Regions from separate parts of the Homo sapiens genome. Here region 2 is linked to region 1. A link is an interaction called in ENCODE POLR2A ChIA-PET data of the cell type or tissue named here. Cell type or tissue: MCF 10A. All regions are shown on one strand. Links, peaks and the distances in the headings refer to the core of each region. The heading gives the core; the rest is flanking DNA.

Region 1 (7,102 bases), core at 693-5,692:
TTTCAATGGTAAGGTTCCTTACAATCTCAAGTGTTAAACAAAAGGTATCAAGCACACTTAGGTTACAAGGAGAAGCAAAAAGATTGGTTTGAGCAACCTGGATCACTTTCAATAAGGGAGGAGGATCTCTGGAGAGTGTAACAGCTGAATTTCAAGAAATCTGGTTTCTAGTTTGGGCAAGTCAGTAAATCTGAGCTTTCTTTCTCACCTCTTACAAGTAATGGCATTTTCCTTCCTTCCTCACAAAGTTGACTCATGAAAGCACTTAAAAAAGTTAAAAATGTTACATACTATGTTCTTTAATCAGCACTAATAACATTAATATTGATCGGGCAGAAGGTACAGCGATCATGCGGGTGGGGACCAGAATTGGGAATTGGGAATTGGGAAATCTAGGTTCTCAGCCCAACATTTGCACCTGCTAGTTCGTGATGCAAGGCACCTCACTTATCCAGGTCCCCATTAAACTAGGTTTAATAAAGTGAGTTTGCCTAAACCTCTTCCTAGCTCCAAGGCTAATTTTAAGCTATTAATTTGAATCCAAGGCCTAAAATATTTGAGCTCTCATTTAACAGTCGGCCACTGCAAAGGGTAAAGACAGCAATCTTGTATGAACAAAGTTAAACATAACGTGCTAGACACAGGTCTTTGCAAAACCATGCAGTAGCCAATAGGTCCACCATACCACCCTTCATTTGGAAATTGATGCTAAGGTGCCATAGGTACATTTCCAAATGCTCTTAAAATGTTTAGGTTCATATTAAAATAAAAATGGATATTTATGGTACAATGAGAACCAGAAAAACTGCAAAATTATACACAGGCCTAAGGGCAGAAATACCCCAAAAGACGACACAGTGACAATATTTTCCAACTTGTGCTTTTTTGTTTTTAAAACAAGGCTGATGATTCTGAAATCAGGTCAATGTCTATCACTTTTTTCGTTGATGTTAAATGCACTAAGGGAATATAGATTCTTCAATTATACTTTGAAACAACATCATTTCCCTAAGTCAGGACTTTTTTATTGCAAAATTTAACAAACCACCAAACTCAAGTTTAATTATTTCTGCTTTATTATTGGTCATGAATAAAGACTTCTTTTAAAAAATAATTACAAAGAATTTATGACTAAAATATACTCCGTAACCAACTTGCTCTGAAATTAATAATTTGAAAATGGCAAAGAAAAAAAAAAACAGCCCACAACATATTAACTTCACTCTTCAATTAGGGGAAATAAACAAGGTCAAAATTAGTTTAAACAACATACTGAGTAATAAAAAAGTTGTGCAGAAGTCCCAATGCCTCCAAAAAACTGATAGAATGTGCTTAATATATATATCCCCACATGGTAACATAAAAAATCCAAGTTTTCCAGTAAAAATGTTCTGTTCATGTTCCAATACCTAAATCTGGGAAAACAAATTCAGGCAGATGAGATAAGAACGTCACCACAATAAAATAAAGTCATCAAAACTTAGTGAACTAAAATTTAAAAGGTAGAGGAATTATTTTTCCTAATTTGACCTAATTTGACCACACAGTAATTACTTCCAGAAGACAAAAGATCCAATCCAGGTAAAATAAATCTTTATTTTATTATTTTACCTGATCCTAAAGAAAATATTCTACGTGAGTTGATGGATACATTGGTCAAGTTTTATGCCAAAAAAATTACGCAAACTATACTCTGAAAGAGCTATCCAGACTCCTTGCCAAAAGGCCAGCATAACTTTCAGAGTAGAGATCGTGAGTTACCACAGATGCTGATTGAAACAGAGCTAACAGCAGCTTTCTCCTCATTCCCACCCCGTGTGTAGGAGTACGCAGTCTCATACCACCACCAGTTGGAGGATGATCTAGTCTGGAGACAGAACGGTGTAGAACAAAACCCTTGCCAGGGTCCCAAACCTCTCTTTAGAACTCTAATTAAAGGTACTTCCGTTTCCCACACAACTTGGAATGAAGGGGAAGCAACGACTGTTAAAACATTTAAAAACTAAGCCTTTATCTATTTATTTAGAAAACACACTATGCAAAGAAGCCAATTCCTTACATTAAAAATATTTATTTGCAACAGCTCTCCTTTTTAAGGCCTCAACAGATTGGACTAAACCACACCCCTCCATAAATGGCACATTCCATACAATAGCCTGGAGAATGGCATAGGACGATTCCACCGACAGCTGGGGGAATAGCAAACTTGTTGAAATTCCGAGAATGAAGTCTGATGGTTACCCGAACCTAGCCCTTTTATTACTAAAGTCACTCGGGGACAAGAGGGTTACAAAAATATCCCGAGACGCGTACGCGGGTGAGAGTGGAACGAGAACCACACGGGATTTGGGCCGTGCTGTTAACCCGCACCTCCCTGAGTACGGACATTTCCCCGAGGAAGGACATTTCTAGTCGGAGAGAAAGAGCGAACTTTGGGGTTAACTCTCTCAAAACTCTGAGGTGGGGAGAGAGGCAGCAGCCCATTATTTTCCAGGATCCAGTCCCGAACTCTCACTTTTGCCCGGGGGGAAAAAAACGGGTCCCGCCCACGCTCGGCCCGATCCGGGAGGCGGGGCCTGCAGCGACCCCGAAGGACAGAGGCGGGGCCGGTTGGCAGTGCTGCCCCTCCCCCTTTGCCAGGAACACCCCCGTCCGCTACAGAGAGGGCTCAGGGCCCCCACCCCCGCGCCAGTCGCTGGGGGAAGGGGCAATACGGGTGCCTCCGCCCCTCCTCGCTGAAGGTGGGGAGTGGAGCTCGAGTCCGCCCGCCTCCCCGCGCTGGCTCCAAGGGGACGGCCCCGAGGAGGTGGGGCCTCTTGGGGGCGCTGACTTCACACCCCTCCCCCTCCGGCCGCTGGCGGCTCAGGGACACCCCGCCCGCTCTAGTGCGGTGGGTGGGGGAGGCAGCTGAGCAGACCGGAGCCCTGCAGCGGCGCGGGGCGGGGAGGGGCGCGCGCACGGGCGCGCAGCCACCACCCCCGCGCGCCAGCAGGGCCCCCCACGCTCAAGGGTGCGCGCGGGCCCCGAAAGGGAGGAGGCCGCGCGCGGCACCGGGGATGGCGGACTCTAGCCTTCTGTCCCCCACTCTTTTCACCACTCGCCCCCATCCCCCTCCAACCCGCTCCAGGCCTCAGACTCCGCACTGACCTGACAGGCCGCGACATGTTCGCTGTCGAAACAGGACCGAGTCGAGAAGCCAAAGACCAGGACCCCCCCCACCCCGCGCGCTCGGCGCCCCACCCCCCCCGAACTTCAGCCGATGGGACCGCTGCTGCCGAACCCCGAGCTGCTGGCTTCTCAAACTCCGCTGCTCTTTGGTTCAGGGCTCCTGGAACAGACGAGCCCCCCGCTCCCCCGTCTCTTCAAAATGGATGAATCAAACCAGCCGAAAATGCGCCAAAGCCGCCGTGCAACCAAACCCACTAGGGTTTGTGCGCTCCTCCCCAACACGCCTGCTCATTGGAGACTTCTGCCAGATGCGCCCAGATCATTAGTCCGTTTGAATCATCACGTCTTCCAGGCCCCGCCCTGCTCTCTGATAGGCTCCACCTTCACCGTGGGGGTCCTGTTAGTCAAGATGCTCTGAGAGCGCACGGCCGCAAAACAAAAATGGTCGCTGCTTAGCCCGCCCCCTGGTTTCCACTCCAGAGTTGCAGATTCGTCTGGGGTCGTATCTTAGAAAGACTAGAAAAAAAGATTTATGTAGGGTTCAGCGTTGCTCAGTGTTAGTTTAATGGTGTTTCATCTCGTCTGCCTTGATCACCTTGAAAATCCTCTAATAGCAAAACCCGTGGGAGAGGCAGCAGATTCGTCACTGCGGGGCTGCTACAGAATTGGAGGGAAATTCCTTAGGTTCAAAAAATTTGACCTTAAACCTACAAGCCCCTTACCCTGGCTTCGGCATTAACCCTCAGGGACCAAATGAGGCTGCTGGAGTAGAGAGGCAGGATCATAATCAAGGAATATCTTCACCCCCAATTACCATTCTCCATTCTGGACCTTGAGATCCACTTCAGGGTCATTAAAGTCCCAGTCTGGTGCATTACTATTTTAAGAAAAGAGTCAGGTGTACAATAACTAAGAGCATGAGCTCAGGGGCCACAAGGTATTTCAGGTGGAATCCCAGGTCCACTACTTAATGGTGGTATAACTTTCCTTCTCTGTGCCTCAGTTTTCTCATCTGTAAAATGGGAAACAAGGGTACCTAACTGCATAGGCTTATTAGTATTAAATGAGTTGATATATCTATCAAAAGTCTTTAGGATAGTCTCTGGCTCACAGTAAGTGCTACGTAAGTGTTAAATCCAAGTTTTAAAAGATGATTCCGTCCCTGGGTAGAGATGGGTGGAGCTGGCTCAAGACCCTATGAATTCTATTGATTTACCCTTGCACTTTGAAAAACAAAACAAAGACTCTTCGAAGTCATATAACTGAAAGTAACGCACATCATTTCACTTAAATCCGTGAGCATTTGTTGGATGCCTAATACTCTCAAAGGCAGAGCTCAGGATTCCTATGTGAATGGCTAAGGCTGAGTCTGCTATCGAAAATAGACGTCAATCCCTGTCACAGTCAAAGCGATCATTTTTGTTTGGTGGCTGTGCGCTCTCAGAGCATCTTGACTAACAGGACCCCACGGTGAAGGTGGGGCCTATCAGAGAGTAGGGTGGGGCCTGGAAGACGTGATGATTCAAACGGACTAATGATCTGGGCGCATCTGGCAGAAGTCTCCAATGAGCAGTCAGTTAACAACCAATTGAAGATACACTTTCCAAACAACAACAACAAAAAACACACCACATCTGCCTCCTGAAAGTCTCCCTTTGTAAAATCTGGCTTCCCAAAAAGAAGAGAATAGCACAGTCCACCAGTGAAGCATTAAACAAATTAATATCTTTTGTCTCTTCCATGTCATTCCACCCTCTGTCCCTCTTATTTTTATTTTTAATTTTTATTTTTTCGAGACGGAGTCTCACTCACTATGCTCCCCAGGCTGGATTGCAGTGGCACGATCTCTGCACACTGAAACTTCCACCACCCGGGTTCAAGCGATTCTCCTGCCTCAGCCTCCCAAGTAGCTGGGATTACAGGCGTGCTCCACCATGCCCAGCTAATTTTGGTATTTTATTGTGGAGATGGGGTTTCACCATGTTGGCCAGGCTGGTCTTGAACTCTTGACCTCAAGTGATCTGCCTGCCTTGGCCTCCCAAAGTGCTGGCATTACAGGAGTGAGCCACCGCACCCGTCCCCCGCAATTTTTTTAAATTGTGGTTAAAAAAAAAATACATAACATAAATGTACCACTTTAACTGTCTCTAAGTGTACAGTTAAGTGGCGTTAAGTACATTCACATTGTTATGCAACCATCACCACGATTCAACACCAGAACTTTCTCATTTTCCCAAACTGAAACTCTGTGCCCATTAAACACTAACTCCCCACTTTCCCCCTTCCCCATAGCCGCTGGCAACCACCATTTTACTTTCTGTCTGTATGAACCTGACTGCTCTAGGAATCTCATGTTAGTGTAATCATACAGTATTTGTCCTTTTGTGACTGGCTTATTTCACTTAGCATAATGGCATCCAGGTTTATCCATGTTGTAGCAAGTGTCAAAATTTCCTTTCTCTTAAAGGCCAAATAATATTCCACTGTATGTATATGCCACATTTTGTTTATCCACTCATCCATCAATGGACACTTGGGTTGCTTCCACCTTATGGCTATTGTGAATGATGTTGCTGGGCAAGTGGGAGTACAAATATGTTTGAGTACCTGCTTTCCTTTCTGGATATATACCCAGAAATGGAATTGCTAGATCATACAGCTATTCTGTTTAATTTTTTGAAGAATTGCCGTATGGATTCTCCATCAGCTGTATCATTTTACACTCCTACCAGCAATGTGCAAGTGTTCCAATTTCCCCATGTCCTTGCCAACAGTAAGTTTTTTACAATAGCCATCCTAATGAGTGTCCATATACGGTTTTTTTTTTTTTTTTTGAAACGGAGTCTCGCTCTGTTGCCCAGGCTGGAGTGCAGTGGTGCGATCTCTGCTCACTGCAAACTCCGCCTCCCAGGTTCACGCCATTCTCCTGCCTCAGCCTCCCAAGTAGCTGAGACTACAGATGCCCGCCACCACGCCTGGCTAATTTTTGTATTTTTAGTACAGACGGAGTTTCATTACGTTGGCCAGGCTGGTCTCAAACTCCTGACCTCAGGTGATCCACCCGCCTCGGCCTCCCAAAGTGCTGGGATTACAGGCATGAGCCACCACGCCCAGCCTTTTTTTTTTTTTTAGATAGAGTCTAGCCCTGTCACCTGGTCTGGCTCACTGCAGCCTCTACCTCCCGGGTTCAAGCAATTCTCCTGCCTTAGCCTCAGAGTAGCTGGGATTACAGGCATGCGCCACCACACCTGGCTTTTTGTATTTTTAGTAGAGACGGGGTTTCACTATGTTTGCCAGGCTGGTCTCGAACTCCTGACCTCAAGTGATCCACCCACCTCAGCCTCCCAAAGTGCTGGGATTACAGGCGTGAGCCACCGCGCCCGGCTCCATATATGTTTTGACTAAGTGTATTACCATCCCCACTATTGTCAGAATGCCAGGGCAGAAACTTGGGTGGCAGAGTGATCACCAAGTGGCTTTGGTGGAGGCTCTTTTATTAGGCCAAATTGTTATTATTTTAGTAAACATCATTATTTGGTATTGTGAGATGGGGCAGAGGAATTCTTGTTACTCATTTATTAGGTAGTGAACAGAAATGACCATAGTCAACATTTGCAGGCAGGTGGAAAGTTCAGAATAGGTCTTCAGGTTGTTGGCCTGATAGTGTAGTGCAAGGCCAGTATACAAATGGCCACTGAGTGAAGACTCTCCTCCTTCCAAGTTCAGCCTCATATCCTACCTTTCTCTTCACTGCAGCTTCAGCTAACATCTTCCTTCCATTTGCTCATTTATTCACTTAGTATTGCAATCAACATCGTCTCTCAGGGAAGAAATAACTTAAGACTTGAACTTCGAGTTTACTTTTTAGTGGACAAGTACAGAACTATGGCCAGTAGTGCCAAAAGAACGTGGAATGCAGTCTCCAAGGTCAGTT
Region 2 (7,102 bases), core at 1,207-6,206, 200 kb after region 1:
CCCTGCCCTGCAGTGGCAGGATCTGGCCTGGCCCTGCGCGGCTGCCAGTTTCATGAGTGCTTGAGGACTGGTGGGACTGCAGAGGTACCCAAGGAGAAGCGAATCCTCACTTCTCTCCCCTGGGAAGCCCAGGGGCTCAAGTACCCCAGCTGTGAGTATCTTAGGCTGGTCAGGAGACATGGAAGGCAAGGTGAGTAGGGTGATGCCAGCCAGTGCTTGGTCTTTCAACACAGGGAACTCCTAGCATGTGCCCAGCACTGTGCTAGGCACTGGGCACGCCAGACCCAGTGAGAACCAGTCCTTGGGAGATCAAGACCCTGGCAGGAGCAGGCAGAGGAGGCTTCTAGAATACACACAATGACAGAGCTGGGGGACAATATGTTAGGAGGAAGCTTAGGGTGGACTCTGAGGTGGCGAGGGTCTGGACAGTTCTTGTCTGGAGACAGTCAGGTCAGCATTGACCATGATCCCTGCACATCTGAGGCCGGAGGAAAGGACGTGGCACAAACCATAGAACGGGAGACAAGGAAGGGGCCTTAGGGTCCATCTGGTTCACCTCCCTCATTTTACATATGAGGGGGCCAGGGACCTGCCCAAAGTCACCGAGAGAGAGATAATGGCAGAGCTGAGGAGATGGCTCAGGTCGGTGCCTGCTTCAGGACCCCATCCTATCCCTCCACCCTGGCCCTGGAGCACAAACCGAGCCCTCTCTCCACAAAGAGGGCAAGAAGTCATGTGGGGACCTCCTCCCACTCCCCATTCGGTCATTACCCAGACACACCCTGGGCTCCGAGGTGGGCATATGCCAGCTGCCGCTGCAGAGGGACTGTTCTGCCCATCTGAACTCGGCACTCCTTTAGGAGTGGTTTAGGGTTGGGGTTGGGGGTGTGGGGGAAGCAGGTCTGCAGTGTCAGGGCTTGGGAGCCCAGGAGGATACAACTCCTAGGTGGGCGGGTCCTGCAGCTTCTAGAAAGAGGAAATGATTCTGCTCAGAACCAGAAATTGGCCTGGGTGAGGGTGTTCAGGGCAGTTCACACTGCCCTGGGAATGCTGAGACTGGGGCTAGAGCTAAGGAGGAGGTGAGTTCCAGGTGGTTAATGTTGACTGATGGGCCTCCTGGCTGCAATCCTGACACCGGGACCTTAAGCCAAGCACATATTAACCTGGGTGTAGGGGCTGCTTCTAAGCAGGGGATGTAGACCCCCAATTCAGGGAGAACTGAGAGAGCTGGAGAAGCATGGAATTGAGAATCTTGGGCACCAGGCCTCACCCTATCTCTAGGATCTGGCTTAGGCAGCGAGGGTATTATGGCAGAGGTGGTTTTTCTGACTGCAGTAAAGTCATAGGAAAATGATACCTTCCCATCTCCCTCTTCCTATTCCACATTCTCCAGGAAAGAGTCTGAGACTGGAAGGTGCCTAATACCCACCACCTGATCCAATCCACCTGACTCTTCCTCCCTGGTGACTCCTGACCACACAGACCTCTGTTTTCTGAGTGCCAACAGCTGTGCAGTCTGAACCACACTGCCGGCGGAAAGTGAGGTATTCTAGGTCTTCTAGGTTAGTTTTGTCTCCCAGTGGTTCCTTGAGGCCCGGGACTGTATCACAAGCACTTGTGAGACATCAGAATGTACTGGAAGAAAGAAAACTTTAGCCTCAGATCTTAGCTCTGGGGTTTGCTAGTCATGAGACCTGGGGCAAAGTATTAAACTCCCAGGCTCAATTTATTCATCTGTGAAGGGGGCTGAGTGGCAAAAAAGGAGGTGCGGTTGTAAGGTGAATTCCTTTCCTTCCGGCACAAAGACAGGGCCCAGGAATGACCACTAGTGGCATGGCCATCTGCTTATCTCCATCATCTCTCTGACAGTGCAGTGTAATCAGCCCTTCAGCCATACCCCAGCTAGGCGAGGCCCTTCTCAACTGCACAATGAATGGCCCTTGCTCCCTTGTCCCAGGGAGCCAGGAGTGCAGAGCTCCTGTTTGCAGGTCTTGCCTCACAATCTCCCAGAGATGCAGCCAAGTGGCAGAATGGGTTCCAGAAGGCTCCCCACCCAAGCTTCTCCAGCAGAGCAAAACCATGGTGGCAGTACCTGCACCTGAGCCCTGGAGCCCCAGCCCCCTCTGCCTTTTCTCCTTTTGGAAGGTGCCAAGTGGAAAGGGTGTGAGTGAATGTGTGTATGTGTGTCTGCAGTGTGAATTTTGAACAAGAGTGAGAATGCTTTTCTAAAAGAGAGGGGGACCTGTGTATGTAGTACACCTTTCCTCTTCCTCCCTCCTCACCTCCACATGCTCCCTGGTGACCAGTGGACCTTTGCCTAGCCGTGGATGCAGCTGAGCCCTCTCACCTTCTAGTTACCTGGAGCTTTCCTGCCTAAGGAATAAACCAGACTCTCTAGAGCCAGACCCACAGGTGTAGGCAGCTTTTGCAAGAACAGAGTCTTGTAGCAGGGGCTGCTCCAGTTCACATTGGAGGGAAGGGAGTGTGGAGGGGCATGTGTCTACCATGAGAGTTTGGGGGACAAGTCCAGAAATTTATCAGCACCCCTCTGCAAAGTAAACCTCCTATTGCTGTGGGGTTTTTTTACCTGCCAAGGTCAGGGTACTTAGTTCCCTGATTCTACCCTCCCCCTTTCCAGCAACCTTGCCAGAACTGATCACTGAGGGCTAAGGCGGAGCTGGTAGCAGGGTCAAGGATAGGCTTGCAGCCCTAGAGAAGGGGCATGTCCACCCTAGGAAGGAGACTGGAACCAAGCCAGGGCTTTAGTCTGGGACACACTCAGGTGCCCTGACCAGCCTAAACTCCACTCTCCAACTGGGATTGGAGTCAAGTGTGAACTGTGCATGGGATTCCCTGAGCAAAGTGGGCCCAGTGTGAGGGTAGAGGAGGAAAACAGGGACTGGCCTGCTGGGACCTCAGCTGGGGCCATTTCTCTGGGTCTCCCGGCACAGCAGGCAGGCCCTAGGTAGGTGTGACAAAGGCTGGCTGAGTGGCGCTGGGGTCCAACCCTCAAGAAGTACCTTCACCCCCAGAGTACAGGAAACAGGTCACCGAGTGAGTGGGTTCTTGGTCAGCTGGGGCTAATTCCTGTCAGCCCTCCAGGACTGTGCTCTGGCCTGGCCTGCTCAGAGGGCCGCATTGTTCCCTGGGAGCCTCTTGAGCATTTAGCTTGTCTTGTCCTGCTGGTACATTCATTGGCTGTGATTCCTGCTGAAGACATCTTCGGGGGCAGGCAGGACGCCAAGCTTGCGGGCAGGACTTGAGCTGTTCCACCGAGCAGGGAGCTCAGAGGCAGCAGGGACTCGCCAGCCTGGGATGTGACCATCTGGGGCTGTTTGCCAAGGGCAGGAGCAAGTTTGCCTGAGAAGTTCTGACACCCCCACTGGCCCTGGCAAGGAGACTGAGTGCAGGCTCTGTGTGCAACCGGAGTGTCCTGAGATTGGCTCTGTCCCCCCCAGAAACAAGCTGTGTGATTATGGGTGAGTTAATAAACTTCCCTGAGCTCTTGGCCTCCTCATCTGCAAGATGTGGGTACCAGCAGCACCTACCTCAGAGTGACTTTGGGAATATTAAACAAAGTAATGCATGAAAAGCACTTAGCTCAAGGTCTAACACTTCTCAGCCCCAGAGGGCCCAGCCCACTAACACTGCCCTTTCTCTATGCCCTCTCCCCATCCAGCTTGGATGGAATGCTCTCCCTTCTTGCCTCGGCTTCAGCACTTCAGCTAAAGCCACATCTCCCTGATGACTGCCGTGTGCTCTGGTTGTACCCACACTCCCACAGCACTCTCAGGTGGTAACTGCAGTTAGATACTTGACCACATGTTGTCAGGGATTTGGCTCTAATGGGAGGCTTCATTCCTGGAGCATAAGATTTGGGATGTTTGCTTGTTTTGTCTCCTTTGCGGACCAAAACATACTAAGCATTTTAACAAGAGTGCTTACCTGTTGACTGAACGTCCCATCCTGAGTCCTGCCCCTGGGCAATTAGAATAACCATAATTTATTGTGGTTGTAGTTATGCTCTTTGGAGATCCAAGGGTTCCAAAGATGTGCTTCAGTTGCAGCCACACCCCACCAGCTGGTGAGCTCATGTGATTGCGACTTACCCACATTTTGCTGGCTTGTGTCCCCTCCCTCTGACTCAGAGCTCGTGTCCTTCCTCAGCTATAGTTTGCCGTGGTTATGCTTGGGAGTCTCTGGGGTGTCTCTGGGTAGACTCTTCTGCTCCAGACTTGTTCTTACTGTCTCTTGCCCATGGGTCATGAAGACAGGGTCCCTCCTGAGAATTCTGCTCTCCTGCTCTGGTGCCATGTGCCGGAGCTCCAACCCTTGAGGGCCCAGCATCTCAGGGCACACTATGACCAGCTGCCACATCATGTACCATGCAGAAGTGTGGGTCGTGGCATCTCTCCAATCTGTGTCACACTGTGTTGTCCCAACCCTGATGGTGCTATGGTGCAGACTGCTAGCTATCCACCGTCAGAGACTGCATTGTGGTAGGACACGTGGTGGCCAAGTGGGACTCTACTTTCCAGCCTTCCTTGTAATGAGGTGTGGCCATGTGGCTGAGTCTTCACTGGACTGTGGAATGGAGAATGAGGCCGGCCACTTACAGGTCTGGGTCTTGAGTTGTTGGGCATGCTTCCTGCATGCCCTCTCCTCTTCCTGCCAGCTGGAGCCTAGATGTGGTGGGGACCCAGATTTCACTATGCATGATAACAATGGCCTGGCAAGTGGGAAAGCAACAGGGGGAAGGAACCTGGGCCTGTGAATGACCTCAGGAAGCTGAGAATGCCAGCAGCCAGGACTGCTCACTTTGAGACTCACTAGTGTCCCAAGAAGAGAAAAACTCCTATATTCTGTAATCTACTGTATTGAGGTTCTCTTTATAATGGGACATTAGTCTTTAACACACACATGGGTCCTGAGTCTCATTAAGTCCCTGGTGAGAACAGCTCTTTCTGCTTCTGCTGTAGTCCTGCACCGTCCCCCCAACCCCCTCTCTAAGGGCTGGATGGAACCCAAGGGCCTAGCTGGGGAAAGAGGTCATAGAAGCCCATTTCCTGAGTTCTTCTCTGCACCAAGGGATTTGATCACAGGGACTCTTCCTTTCCTGTAAATAGAGGTCTGGAGGACCTTTGATTCACTAGCTCATCAGACCTACCCAGACTCTGGATTCTAGTATAGGGTCTTCCAGGTCACCTAGCCCTGTGCATCTTTAACAATGGAAGCTTGGTAATTAATGCCCCAGCATAAGTTAAGCCTCATTGGATGAGGGCATAGTCTTCCTGCTTGGCTCACCTCTGTCTCCTGCTTAGAGTGAGAAGAGAAAGCAAGCATTGGAGGTCTTTTGGATCAGGAAAGAACCCTGTGGGTTTAGTAACTTCCAGGCCCCTCTTATTGTCTCTTATAGTAAGCAGGTGATAGATGAAGTTGTGCTACTAATCGAGGTTAAGAAAAAATAGTGCTTTAATAGTTCCTTGCATTTGTAGGGCACTTAGAGTTTATAGAGTGCTTTAGTATGCATTATCTGAAGCTATTTATCCCCATTTTGCATATGTGGAGACTGAGGATCCGTTACCCCCACCTAGGATATGCCCAAGCTTGGGTTAGCTCTCAGGGTTCCTGACTTCTAGCCTTGTGCTCTTATTTCTATACACTGCCAGGCTGAAAAATGATGGTTTGTGACTTACACTCAGGAAGTTGTGAACATTGAGGATGGCTTCGAGAAGAGGGAATTGTGTTGACTTTGGGGGAGACATTTCACCAACTGAGGTCTCAGTTTCTTCTTCTGTAAATGTGAAAGACATGCCGGCCTCTCCCAGACCAAGTAGAGAGTTTGTTGTTGTCACATACCTGGTTCCTATTCCAATTCCTGCCCTTACTCTAAGACTGTAAGGTAAATTGTTCTGTGGGCTTAGATTTGTCTGAGGAAGTTGGGGTTTGGGGAGGAAGAGGTGTCCTGGGGCTGCTGCTTCCAGATGGATTAACCCAAGGTGAACCACACTAGGCTGTCCTCTGGGTGGAGAAGTGTCATCTGAGACAAGTCCTTAGCCCAGGGAGACTGGGGTGGGGGTGGGGTGGGGACTTGCTCTTTCACCTCAAGTAGCCCAGCCACACCAGGTGCCTGGGTGGAGTGTAGGATAAAGGGCCAGTAGGGAAGAAAGGTTGGTTTGACCCTAGTGCACCTGATTTTGCTGCCCCACCAATTACACAAACACAGCCCTGCACACCTGACATGAGCACACCCAGATCAAGAACCACAGACCCCAAGCCCCAGGCCCCTCAGCTTCTATAGAAAAGCAGCATGCAGGATTCAGGTTAGACACAAAGGAAAGCTTCCCAGGGTATGGGTATTAGATCAGAGACTGGATGGTGTGGAATATTCTGAAGGGTGTATGATAGTTTCTATAAACATAAAAAAAATGCTTATCCTCTGGTGAAGGGGGTGGGGGTGGGGCTGGTAGAGACAGTTCAAGTGGACTTGCCTAGAAGTAGCTGGATGAATAATGTGTAAAACCTTACTGGTGAAAGCCTTCAAGCCCAGGCAGAAAGAAAAGCAATGAAAGAATGAAGCAAGAGGCACATAGGAAATATACCCCTTGCTTATGTCTATGCCTGGGAGTGGGAGAGAAAGAGCATTCTTGGCTTTGAATACAGAGAAGGGGGGCTACTTGCCTGCTGGGCAAGTGGTTACCTGGGAAGCAGGACCCTTTGGCTCTCAGAACAGTGAAGTGGTGGGGGGTCTGTGAGATGCAGATTTCCATGTGTCTGGCGGTCCAGTGACATCTACAGCAGTTATTGGGACTGCCCAAGCAAATGAACACAGGGGATAGTGTGAGAAGGAAGCCAGGGAGGAGAGCTACAGAACAGCTGCTGGCCTCTGCTCCACCAAAGCAAACAAACCAAGGCCTTGGGAGAGGAGCTGAGAGGGTCCTACGGAGGTAGGATGATTCTCTGCCCCTAATTCTTCCTATCTCCACATTTTATCATGAAAAATTTTTCTCCAACATATAGAAAAGTTGAAAGACTTCTATGATGAACATCGTATACCCACCACTTAGAGTCTTCCCTTAACATTTTGTTCTGTGTTGCAGAA

Evidence for each region. ChIA-PET counts read pairs that join two places held together with the same protein. Peaks named below come from ENCODE experiments on the same cell type or tissue, not always from the same donor. Only the 100,000 strongest peaks of a DNase experiment are listed, where the experiment ranks them.
Region 2: POLR2A ChIA-PET joins it to region 1 with 11 read pairs; 4 of 35 experiments call an interaction of 5 or more read pairs at or near these places.

What each region holds. Positions count from the first base shown.
Region 1 is chr1:205,746,810-205,753,911 of GRCh38, forward strand. It overlaps NUCKS1 (nuclear casein kinase and cyclin dependent kinase substrate 1), which reads right to left and starts at 3,373. Exons shown (of 7, transcript NM_022731.5): 1 at 3,148-3,373. The coding sequence starts at 3,164. RefSeq lists a silencer at 2,547-3,146 and an enhancer at 3,567-3,816. In MCF 10A, for the core only: no CTCF peak of the experiment used is centred there; DNase peaks (open chromatin) are centred at 1,742, 2,182, 2,742 and 3,492.
Region 2 is chr1:205,947,236-205,954,337 of GRCh38, forward strand. The region is part of intron 2 of SLC26A9-AS1 (SLC26A9 and RAB7B antisense RNA 1); the gene reads left to right. Among named protein-coding and RNA genes, the nearest start is that of SLC26A9, 7.3 kb to the left of the region's middle. In MCF 10A, for the core only: no CTCF peak of the experiment used is centred there; DNase peaks (open chromatin) are centred at 3,266 and 4,126.